2 separate regions of the Homo sapiens genome follow, and region 2 is linked to region 1. A link is an interaction called in ENCODE POLR2A ChIA-PET data of the cell type or tissue named here. Cell type or tissue: OCI-LY7. All regions are shown on one strand. Links, peaks and the distances in the headings refer to the core of each region. The heading gives the core; the rest is flanking DNA.

Region 1 (2,913 bases), core at 193-2,692:
ATTGTGTGAATTAAAGTTTACCCTATGTTATACTCCTGTCTCGCCCTTCTCTACTCCAACTGCAATGAAGTTATATTCGTATCTCCTTCAAATTAATAGTTTACAAAGGTTAGGAGAAGGGTCTTATGGATAGTACCACCAGTGGCTGCTTTTTCTTCCTAAGCTCCTGAAAAAATCAAGTAGCATCCTTTTAGTTCTCCTTGATCTCTTTACTTCTTCCCATGTGGCAGCTGGACTGTACATTTAGGCCAGTCTCTTTCAGCAAAATACAAACTACAAGCTTGAGAATAAGTACACCAGTTGAATTCTAATCAGCAATTAAAATGCATAGAATAATATGGACTCCAACTTTGAACATATAGGATATACCTTACTTCAGTTTCTAGATAATAATAACTTTGTCAAGTCACCTAAGTCCAGCTTATCACCTTAATATGCTTTCTTAGATATTTGAGAAATACCAGCTCCAGCTGTGTACCTTTGGCTTTGATTTCTTCATCTTGTGGATGAGAGATTTAAACTCAATCAGGCTTTTTCCAGTTGTTGTTGTTGTTTAAGACACAGCGTCTCTCTCTATCACTCAGGCTGGAGTGCAGTGGTGTGATCATAACTCACTGTAACCTCAAACCCTGGGCTCAAGAAATACTCCTGCCTGAGCCTCCAGAGTAGCTGGAACTACAGGTGCACACCACCACACCTGGCTAATTTTTTAATTTTTTATAGAGATGGGGTGTTGTTTTGTTGCCCAGGCTGGTCTCAAACTCCTGGACTCAAGTGATCCTCCCGCCTAGGCCTCCCAAAGTGCTGGGATGAGACACCATGCATAGTCACCCCACTACCTATTAGTACAGTGCTTCCATTCTGTTTTGCACCTTTTGCTGAAATACTGGTCTGCTGTTTTTCCAATTGTCCTCCATTTTGGACCCCAGGCCTCCTTTTGATCAATAACTATTATCCTGATACTCAAAAAAAATTCTGAGACAGAGATGGGCCTGCCTACGTATAGGTATTTAATAGTAATTGTGGTATAATTTGAAAACTCTTTTAAGAGTTTTACAGTGGGAGTGAGGATGGGGTTAATCATTAGAGTCTTAAAAGGACCTAGGAAATGTACCATGTGATTTATGATTCTAGGTTAAGATAAAACTTTTTCACATGGTGGTACTAACCCAACAATTAACATCTTTAAAAGTCCCAATATTTTCTTCCAAATGGATTTGAAAGCTATAAAATAGCATTTAGTTAAAATTGTTTTGGCAGGCCAGGCAGGGTGCTTCGTGCCTGTAATCCAAGCACTTTGGGCAGCCAAGGCAGTAGGATTGCTTGGGCCAAGGAGTTTGAGACCAGCTTGGGCAACATACGGAGACTCTGTCTCTACAAAAATAAAAATTAAATTACTAGCCATCTCAAAAAATCTTAAAAATTAGCTAGGCACAGTGGTGTACCTCTGTAGTCTCAGCTACTCAGGAACCTGAGGTGGGAGGATCACTTGGGCCTGAAAAGTAGAGCTACAGTTACCCATGACTGCGTCACTGCACTCAAGCCTGGGCAACAGAGTGAGACCTTGCCTCAAAAAAAGAAAAAAGAAAAAAAAAGGTGTTTTGGCAACCCTGTTTAGTCACTGGTGTTCTGGCCGGAGGGAAGCAAAGAGAATCAAATCTGGGTTTCTTAGAAAGAGGAAGGAAATTCATGTAAGAAAGAGGAAGTTGGCAAGCCCCTCATGCCTATTTAACATCTTCCCACTACCCTAACAATTGAGTATAAATGTTGCAAATAGTTCATTTTAATATTCATAAAGCACTTTTTGTGTGCTAAATCCTGAGGAATACAAAGATGATTTTTTTTTAAGTTGCTTAGCTAGGTACAGTGGCTGGCTCAGAAATTAAACTCCTGTATGTAATCCTAGCACTTTGGGAGGCTGAGGCAAGAGGATTGATTGAGGTCAGGAGTTCAAGAACAGCCTGGGCAACATTGCAAGACCCTGTCTCTACAAAAAAAAAAAATTTAATTAGCTGGGTGTAGTGGTGTGTGCCTTCGGTCCCAGCTACTTGGGAGGCTAAACTGGGGAGAGCACTTGAATCCAGGAATTTGAGGCTGCAGTGAGCTATGATCATGCCAGTGCACTCCAGCCTGGGTGACAGAGTGAGACTGTCTTTAAAAAATAAAATAATAAAAAGAAAAATCTCTAGAAAGTCCTACAATACAGGATGTTATGGGAACCTAGAGTAGGGAGAGGTATTAGTCCAGATTGAAGGAGTGGGAAGAGGGCAGGAAGCCTAGGGAATGTGAATCTCGAAAGATAAATAAGAAAGCAGACATTCATTTACTCTTAACAAATCCACTGTGCCTACTCTGTGGCAAGCATTGTTCTAGGCGCTGAAGATACAGAATTGAGCAAAGTAAAAGCTCCTGCTCTCATGGAATTTATATTCTAGTAGGAAAAGAGACAAAATAAGTATAATAGTACATCAGTTGTTCTACAGAAAAAAAATGCAGAGGAAGGAGGCAAGAAGTGCTGAGATGAAGATTATAATTTAAAACTAGAATGGGGCTGGGCATGGTGGCTCATACTTGTAATGCCAACACTTTGGGAGGCCAAGGCGGGAGGATTGCTTGAGTCCAGGAGTTTGAGACCAGCCTGGGAAACATAGCAAGAGCCTGTCTCTACAAAAAAATTTAAAAAAAAAAATTTAGCTGGGTGTGGTGGCATGTGCCTGTAGTCCCAGATGCTTGGGAGGCTGAGATGGGAGGATTGCCTGAGCCCAGGAAGTGGAGGCTCCAGTAGGCCATGATCACACCACTGCACTCCAGCCTGGATGACAGAGCAAGACCCTGTCAAAATAAATAAATAAATAAGTAAAAGTAAAATATAAAAATACAAATAGAATGGTCAGAGAGAAGCAAAAAGGGTGA
Region 2 (2,913 bases), core at 283-2,782, 1.1 Mb before region 1:
AAACAGGTTTGGAGTAGGGTGGGGAGGTGATGACAATATAAGGAGAGTTGGACCCAGGCTCTTGGTGCCACCTGAAGGGTTGGACCACATCTTGTAAGCTACTAGGAAACCACTGGAGGTTTTGAAATGTGAAAGTGTGTGATCAGGTTGTGTTTTATAAACAGAATTCTAGAATGGGCTGGAGAGGTAAGAGCTGAGTCAGGGAGACCTATGGGAAGCTGTCGCAGTAGTCCAGGATGAGAGAAGATGGGGTTCACAGTGCTGCTGCTGGTGACTGAGGGTGGCAATGGGAGGGTGCATCTAGGAAGCAGAACCAACTGTCTAGGGGACAAATGAAGTATGACATAGAAGGGAGAGCATAAAGGGGGTTTCCTGCTTGGGCAACTGGAAGCAGGAACAGAATTGGAATGAAGGTGACAGGAGTCTCACTACATTGCCCAGGCTGGTCTGGAACTCCTGGGCTCAAATGATCCTTCCACCTCAGCCTCCCAAAGTGCTGGGATTACAGGCATGAGCCACTGTGCCCAGCATGGAGACATCCTTTATAAAGGGGTCAAGGGTTCAGGAGTAGAAGGCACAGGTTTAGAGGGCTTGAGAGGGTGTGGGTAAGAAGGCCCAGGGGAACAAGAAGTCAGAGGCACATGGCAGAAGCACTGCCAAGAACGATGGAAGGAGAACAGCCGGGGAGATTGAGGCTCAAACAGAGAGGTAGGAGAAGAATCCAGAGAAACACAGTAAAGCCCATTAAGGAGCATTTCAGATGAAGGCAACTGAAGGCAGCACCAAGTCCAAATAGTGTTAGCATTCAAAAGTATTAGTGTTTGTGGCTCACATCTGTAATCCCAGCACTTTGAGAGGCTGAGGCAGGTGGACCACCTGAGGTCAGGAGTTCGAGACCAGCCTGGCCAACTTGGCGAAACCCCGTCTCTACTAAAAATACAAAAATTAGCCAGCAATGGTGGTACACGCCTGTAATCCCAGCTACCCGGGAGGGTGAGGCAGGAGAACTGCTTGAACCTGGAAGGCAGCGGTTGCAGTGAGCCAAAATCACGCCACTGCACTCCAGCCTGGGTGACAGGGCAAGACTCCGTCTCAAAAAAAAAAGTATTAGTGTTTGGACTTGGCATGTTGGAGACTGCCCGTATTTTTGTTACCGAAAATCCTGGTTATGATAAATGATATTCATGAAGCATTGCCAGAAGGCTCTGTAGCTCTTCCATCCCTCTAGAGCAGTGGTCCCCAACCTTTTGGCACCAGGGACCGGTTTTGTGGAAGACAATTTTTCCACGGATGTGGGGGATGGTTTTGGGATGAAACTGTTCCACCTCAGCTCATCAGGCATTAGTTAGATTCTCATAAGGAGTGCACAACCTAGATCTCTGGCATGCACAGTTCACAATAGGGTTCGCACTCCTATGAGAATCTAATGCCGCCACTGACCTGATGGGGCGTTTTGAAGGCTGACAGAGGAATACTTTCTCCTGAGGCAGGATTCGGCAGGCAGAGCATCACTACTACATGGAACCAGGACTTTAAAGGCTGAGAGAATTCTAGAGATCATGTAGGATTATCATCTGACGTATAAGCCCCCGAAACCAAGACTAGACCCTGCATCCAGGGTTGAGATGAATGGTTGTTTTTGTTTATGAAGGAGCGTGGTTTCTTGAGTATCCAAGCTGGTTTTTATTACCAGCTGGATGGATGTGAAGTCCCACCTGGTTCCAGTGCTGTAAAAGAGGTGTCTAGAAAATGATGATTTTCCTGTGGGCCTTGCACATCAGCTCCTTGGCAGCTTTAATAGACGATTTTCAGAGAAGTTTTAGCAGTGGCCCCGTCCTGAGATTAGTAGAGTCAGTGTAGACCACAGAGATAACTTTTTCAATACAGTAAGTGATGGAGTGGTCTGTGTTAGGAATGACAGCAATAATATCAGGTCCCCAGCTAAGCCACAGAAGCCTACTTAAACCACAATGTACCTTTAAGTCGATTAGTTTAGGCCCTAACCTCCTAACCACCGTGAGTCAACCTGGGGGACGGGAACGCCATTCCTTTTGGTCTTGTGAATAGGAACAATTCCTGTGCTTTTTCTCCCTCACTGGTAAGGGTGACTGTAGCTAATCGGGATTATTGAGTATTAGCCATGTGCTGGGTGCTGTGCTGAATACTCCAATTGCGTTATCTCATTTCATCCTTCTGTCTCCTGCAGGAGGTAGGCTCTATTGTTATCTCCTTTCAGGCAATTTGCCCAGTGGTAATGTAGCTGGTGAGAAGAACCAAGACGGAATCCAGGTCCACCCACCTCTAGATCCTGCACTCTTAACCGCTGGGCAACACTGCTGCCCACCTCTCTCATTGGGCGGGCACAGGTCTCTCTGTGCTCTCTGCTCTAGGCTCAGGATTCTGGGGAGAGTAGGATGGGGAAGGAGGACAACTTTCCCAGTATAAAGGCCTTCTCACAATTCCACCTCTCTCTTTTTTCTGTCTCCCACTCCCAGAAGTAGCTTGCCTCCTCCTTTCTGCCGCCACCACCATTTAGTGCCTCCAGCCAGGGCTGCTTTCATTCTTCACAGATGTTGGGACAGGCTATGGCTACTTAGTCACGTTCCTACCCTCCCGTCCTTAAAGTTAGCACAAGGTCCCTTTCAGTCTTTCTAAGAGTTTTTAATTTGTTTGTTTTTTAAACCTAGACCAGCAGTGTAAAGAATAGGCATGGATGCCAATGACAGGCCTTTGAGTGGCACCCAGGAATTGTGGTTTTCCTGGGCATCACAGCACGGGATGAGAGTGGAGGTGGTGAGGAGAGAATTGGGTTAGATGGAGTCTCGGGACGCAGAGTAAGTTCGCCTCCTTCCTCCTTGCTTGGAGAGGGAGGGAGGGGCCTTATCACATGTGCTACCTGTGCAGGTAGGTGGA

What was found. Peaks named below come from ENCODE experiments on the same cell type or tissue, not always from the same donor. Only the 100,000 strongest peaks of a DNase experiment are listed, where the experiment ranks them.
Region 2: POLR2A ChIA-PET joins it to region 1 with 6 read pairs; 2 of 35 experiments call an interaction of 5 or more read pairs at or near these places.

Annotation. Positions count from the first base shown.
Region 1 is chr17:60,396,824-60,399,736 of GRCh38, forward strand. It overlaps a transcript of USP32 not described here. Among named protein-coding and RNA genes, the nearest start is that of USP32, 6.1 kb to the left of the region's middle. RefSeq lists enhancers at 1,336-1,465, 1,566-1,615. In OCI-LY7, for the core only: no CTCF peak of the experiment used is centred there; a DNase peak (open chromatin) is centred at 1,608.
Region 2 is chr17:59,343,664-59,346,576 of GRCh38, forward strand. All of the region lies in intron 1 of YPEL2 (yippee like 2), which reads left to right. Among named protein-coding and RNA genes, the nearest start is that of YPEL2, 13 kb to the left of the region's middle. In OCI-LY7, for the core only: no CTCF peak of the experiment used is centred there; no DNase peak of the experiment used is centred there.